2 separate regions of the Homo sapiens genome follow, and region 2 is linked to region 1. A link is a loop called in an ENCODE intact Hi-C map of the cell type or tissue named here. Cell type or tissue: Caco-2. All regions are shown on one strand. Links, peaks and the distances in the headings refer to the core of each region. The heading gives the core; the rest is flanking DNA. Region 1 overlaps MERTK (MER proto-oncogene, tyrosine kinase). Region 2 overlaps MERTK (MER proto-oncogene, tyrosine kinase).

The links. Peaks named below come from ENCODE experiments on the same cell type or tissue, not always from the same donor. Only the 100,000 strongest peaks of a DNase experiment are listed, where the experiment ranks them.
Region 2: it touches region 1 in a loop (3-fold over the local background); 23 of 110 quality-filtered maps call a loop at or near these places.

What each region holds. Positions count from the first base shown.
Region 1 is chr2:111,973,852-111,976,765 of GRCh38, reverse strand. It overlaps MERTK (MER proto-oncogene, tyrosine kinase), which reads right to left. Exons shown (of 19, transcript NM_006343.3): 7 at 1,294-1,477. Among named protein-coding and RNA genes, the nearest start is that of MERTK, 77 kb to the right of the region's middle. RefSeq lists an enhancer at 1,280-1,574. In Caco-2, for the core only: no CTCF peak of the experiment used is centred there; a DNase peak (open chromatin) is centred at 1,525.
Region 2 is chr2:111,899,868-111,902,781 of GRCh38, reverse strand. All of the region lies in intron 1 of MERTK (MER proto-oncogene, tyrosine kinase), which reads right to left. Among named protein-coding and RNA genes, the nearest start is that of MERTK, 2.7 kb to the right of the region's middle. In Caco-2, for the core only: a CTCF peak has its summit at 1,652; a DNase peak (open chromatin) is centred at 1,631; H3K4me3 peaks cover 58 bases.

The DNA of each region.
Region 1 (2,914 bases), core at 266-2,765:
TTAATATTAAAAATATAAAAATAATATTTTTAAATGAAGAAAAAGAAGAAAAGGAGAACAAATTACAGATAGAACAAATAGAAAATACGATGCAATTAAACCTATCCATTTGAATGATTCGATTACATTTTAATGGACTTGTGGGTTATTTTATGTGTATATATGTGTGTATATGTACATATATATAATAACCTACACACACACACACACACACACACACACACACACACACACACACACACAGGTTTTTGTCATGATTTCTGGCTTACAACTCCCATAGCCCTGGTTACAATCTTTTGCTATGATGTTGGGTGCTTTACGCCTCAGGGGCAGGCCTCAGAAAACAATCTCTCTGACCTCTTCCCGCCCTCCTTTCACCTGCCTCAATGCAGGACTCTAATCTTCCCCATCTTTCTGACTGTGGGTCATAAGACCCTTATTACAAAGGGGGTCCTGACCCATAACCTGGAGGAAGGAATGCTGACATCATGAAGCTTCCACAAAAAAACAAGAGAACAGGGTTCAGAGAGCTTCCAGATAGCTGAACATGTGCAGGTTCCTGGAGGGTGGTGCGCCCAGGGAGGGCATGGAAGCTCCACACCCTTTCCTTCTATATCTCATCCTCCGCATCTCTTCATTTGTATCCTTTGTAATATCCTTTATGATAAACTGGTAAATATAAGTATTTCCCTGAGGTCTGTGAACCGTTCTAGCAAATTAATTGGACACAAAGCTGAGGTCATGGGAAACACTTAGTCAGAAGTTCCAGAGGCCCAGACTTGTGATTGGCATCTAAAGGCTGGGGACGGGGTTGGGAGGGAGGGGAGGCCTGGGGATTGAGTCCTCAACCTATGGGATCTGAAGCTATCTCCATGTAGTGTCAGACTTGAATGGAGGACACTCAGCTGGTCTCCGCTGCAGAGCCGACTGCTTGCTGGTGGAGAGAAATCCCCACATATATTGGAGTGGCCGAAGGCTTCTGTATTGACCACTGTGTTGGTAACATGTATTGATTGTTGTGTTGTGAGAGAGCATGTTTTAAAGTGTGCTGCTATTATCTCCTATGTAAAAGAAAAGATTACCTATACATAACACGGCTAAGTTTTGTCACTGAATGCTTTTACAGTATGGAGGAAATATCTTTCCCATTTTCATCAGTCGCCTCAATAATTTTCTCCTCCAGAGACAAAGTCCAAACAAAGCAAAGTTTCAACTCTCAGTCAGGCCACTGGGAAGGGTTTGTTGAATCACATGTCATTGGGGGCAATATACATTCTGAACCCCAGGAATTACCTCCTTCAGTCGTGCTGGCTAGAATCCAAGGGCTCACTGCAGACCAGCCTATTTCATTCATGCAGGAAACACCAATGCTGTAATTAGCCAGGGCTTGCAGCTGCTTGATTTGGTACAGATGTGGTAAGGCAGAGGTGTTAAAAATCATGACTGAGCCATTACTCAGCGGATCAGCTTCCTTGACCTAAACGAAGAGTAAACATGAGGACCGGGCATTAGTAAGGTGGTGGGAATGTCAGGCACGGGGCCTGTGTGCATTCGGTGCACGTGGCCCTTCCTCTACGCTAAGGGGAAGGACCTGCTTCCTTTCTGGGCACACACACATTTTACCGCTAGCATCACTGTGTGTTACTCATGCCCTCGGACAATAACTGAACACCTGAGGAAAACGCCTAAAATAACAATTAACAATTCTCACTGTGGCAGGTAACGGAGCAAATAATTATGATGATTAGAATTCATATTATACTATAAAATAAAGCCTCTCCTCTCTTAGAACCTCTTCGATTCTTGACCTCTTTCAGCTGCTTCATGGAGTATGCAACAGAGGAAACAGATATAATATGTGCTGGCAAACCCTGAAATATTTACTATTTTGCCTTTTAAAGGAAATATTTCCCAAATTCTGCTTTTAGAGGATGGGTTTCTTGCTTTCTTTTTCTTTTCTTTTCTTTTCTTTCTTTTTTTTTTTTTTTTTTTTTTTGAGATGGACCTTCGCTCTCTTTGCCCAGGCTGGAGTGCAGTGGTGTTATCTCAACTCACTGCAACCTCCGCCTCCCGGATTCAAGCAATTCTCCTGCCTCAGTCTCCTGAGTAGCTGGGATTACAGGCATGTGCCACCACGCACAGCTAATTTTGTATTTTTAGTAGAGATGGGGTTTCACTATGTCGGCCATGCTGGCCTCGAACTCCTGACCTCAGGTGATCCACCTGCCTTGGACTTCCAAAGCGCTGGGATTACAGGCGTGAGCCACCACACCCAGCGTTTCTTAATCTTTCTTTTTATTATGTAACCTAAGGAACACTGCTCTTGCCTTGAGGCTAACTTTATTTTATTTTATTGTTATTATTATTACTACTTTTTTTGAGATGGAGTCTGACTCTGTTGCCCAGGCTGGAGTGCAATGGTTTGACCTCCGTCTCCCAGGTTCAAGTGATTCTCCCACCTCAGCCTTCAGAGTAGCTGGGATCACAGGTGCCTGCCACCACGCCTGGCTAACTTTTTTTTTTTTTTTTTTTTTTTTTTAGTAGAGGTGGGGTTTCACCATGTTGGCCAGGCTGGTCTTGAACTCCTGATCTTAAGGGTTCTGCCTGCCTTGGCCTCCCAAAGTGCTAGGATTACAGGCGTGAGCCAATGCACTCATCCTGAGGCTAATTTTAGTGTGTCCTTTATTCTTAACCCCTTCGACCCCAACAGAAATTGAATTCCAGAGGCACACACAGGAAATGTAGATTCTTGGCTTTTTTTTTTTTTTTTTTTTGATGAGGAGATATAGCAAAGGGTCATTTGCCCCTCCTTCAGAAAACTTTTCTCCAAATCTCCTTTAAACATACTGCCTTATCTTTCCCTCCATAACTCCACCAGTCTCTCCACATCCCCCTCCAAATCTCTGTATACATA
Region 2 (2,914 bases), core at 103-2,602, 74 kb after region 1:
GAAGGAAGGAAGGAACTGATCAGGTTGTGAGAAGCATTATCAGGAAATTAAATTTAAGGGATAGTGGGGTGTATGCATATGATACTTTGGCAGGGGGTGGTTATTGGGGAAGGCTTCTCAAGGAGAACCTCTGAACTGAAACCCAAAGGATGAGAAGAAGCCAGCATGCCGAGATCTTGGGAAAAAGGTTCCAGCCAGAGGGAAGAGTCACTGCAAAGGCTGCTCAGGCCCTAGAAAGAAGACACAGGTGGCTGGAGTGGTAGGAACAAGAGGGAAGTGAATGGAAATGGGTCAAAGAGGTTCGCTGTGAGTCTCTGCAAATTCTAGTAGGGAACAGGAAGCCACTGGAAGATTTTCAAATGGAAAATACAATCAGATTCGTTTCCAAAATCTCATTCTGGCTATTATATGGAAAGCGACTGTTTCACATGTGTGTTCAAGGTCCCAGCTCAGTTTTTCTACCCAGCAGCATGTTCCCAATTCACAGGCATAAAAAGATTGAACCTCTTCTTGACCAATGCTGACTAGTAACTCACTGGCCCTTCTACAATTATCTGGAAATTATTTCAAAAATTAAGATTTAAAAATATAATTATTGGCTGGGTGTGGTGGCTCATGCCTGTAATCCCAGCACTTTGGGAGGCCAAGGCAGGCAGATCACCTGAGGTTGGGAGTTCGAGACCAACCTAACCAACACGGAGAAACCCTGTCTCTACCAAAAATACAAAATTAGCCAGGCGTGGTGGTGCATGCCTGTAATCCCAGCTACTCAGGAGGCTGAGGCAGGAGAACTGCTTGAACCCGGGAGGCGGGAAGTTGCGGTGAGCCGAGATTGTGCCATTGCACTCTAGCCTGGACAGCAAGAGTGAAACTCTATCTCAAAAACAAAAAAACATAATTATTGTTAATTTTTTAAAAATTGTATTCAGCTGTGCATGGTGGCTCATGCCTATAATCCCCACACTCTGAGAGGCTAAGGTGGGAAGATCGCTTGAGCCCAGGAGTTCAAGACCAGCCTGGGCAACATAGTGAGATCCTGTCTCTACAAAAAATAAAAAATTAGCCAGGCATGGTGGTATGTGCCTGTGGTCATAGCTACTTGGGAGGCTGAGGTGGGAGGATCACTTGAGCCCGGAAGGTTGAGGTTGCAGTGAGCCGTGATGGTGCCACTGCACTCTAGCCTGGGTGGCAGAATGAGAACCTGCCAAAAAAAAAAAAAAAAGAAAGAAAGAAAAGAAAAGAATTCCACTCAGCACTTTAATGGGTCAGAATAATTTTCTAAAAGTATTCATTTTTAAAATATGCACGATGTACTTTCAAAAAGCATTTGAAGCCTTTGGAATAAAGCCCACAAGCAACAGAACAACTTAAAAGTTCCCTCTGGGAAGATGTTTACAATATACTGGAATACATGTTACAATATCAGTTTGGAAAAGAAATATTAACATTAAAGAATCTTAAAAGCCTAATTTACTCTAAGGGTTGAGTTTAGCTGCACACACAGCCTCGTCATGAGCTAAGTCCTCATAATGCATTCATTTTTATCCACATTTATATTTATCTTGCTCCATCCTCTCCCTGGCCCTTCAGAGAGCCACCGCTTGCCTCATTTTGCTGCTCAATGGCACCCCCATCAGAGACTGAGCAGAAAGGAAAGACTGGAAAGCCTCGAAATGCTCCTGGTTTGGCAGTTCCAGTTCTGTGTGTGCATGTCTTTGTGAGACGTGTAGTGTGTATGTGTGTTGGGGGGCAGAGGGGATTTCCTGGGTTAAAGTGATGCTTAAATTTTATTTACCCATTCTTCTATACTGCTAACAGTGTAGAATCTACACACATATTCTCATTGTCTCTCTCTCTGTCTCCCCTGTGTGGTCAGCAAAGCACTCAGACCCACAATGTGTAATAGGAAAATCTTAAAATTAGATGAAGAGTCTAATTTCCATGTTTAATTTCTTCATACAGCACTCCTTTGTGCTGTAATTCTGCCAGTGAGAATCCCATTCTTTAAGCTTTTCACAAGGTGAGATGTAAAACTGTCACACATCTCATAGGTAAAGTTCAAAACCAAAAGCAAAAAGTGCAAGAACGATTGGTGAAACTTTTCATTCTTCCAGCTGGGTGGATTTTAAAAGGCCTTTTTATGATTGTCTGATTAAAGTTGATTGTCAGCTACAAAAATTTGTTATTACAGCCTTTTAAAATTTTAGAAAAACAAAAGCACTCCAATTTTTAAGTATTTAACACAAAACTATTGTTCCCATTACTTTCTCCATAGTTCTCACCACATTCACTACCTCCAAGACTATTCACGGCCAGTCCTCACTAGTAGCAACAAATAACAGATTTGCAGCAGATTATGAAAAATGGGGCTGGCAGAAATGCTGAGGAATTTTTGAAGGTTTGGTGGAGGGAGGGGCAGTGGAGAACAGAACTGCTTTAGTTCTTTGCCTGGCTCTTAAAGTTTGTTTCAAATTGCTATGTTGCCCCAAATTATAAATTGCTTATGTAATTTAACGTGCAAAAAGTGGGTGCACTGTTTAAGAATTTTTCATTTGAGTAAATGAGCTTTCAAAGGAAAATCTCAAAGGAAAAACTTTTAAGTAACTTACTTGACTATAAACTGAGCTTTCCAGGTATTCCTAAAAAACATCTTTGACTGTAATAGGTGAAGGCTAGTCAAGTGCATTCTCGATCAAAAGAGAGAAAATCTACATGCTGAATGGAAATAGAAACCTTTTAGCTGAGAGAAAATACTTGGAATGTGTTTATTTAGCATTTTTCCCCTTTCTTTTTCTTTTGGGTAAAGCCTGGTAAGTTTATTCCAGCCTCCTCAAGAAGTGCATCAGCGATCAAACTTGAAATCTGTTCATCACTCACTCCCCAAATAAGCTGTTCAAGCAGAATGAAACCGGCC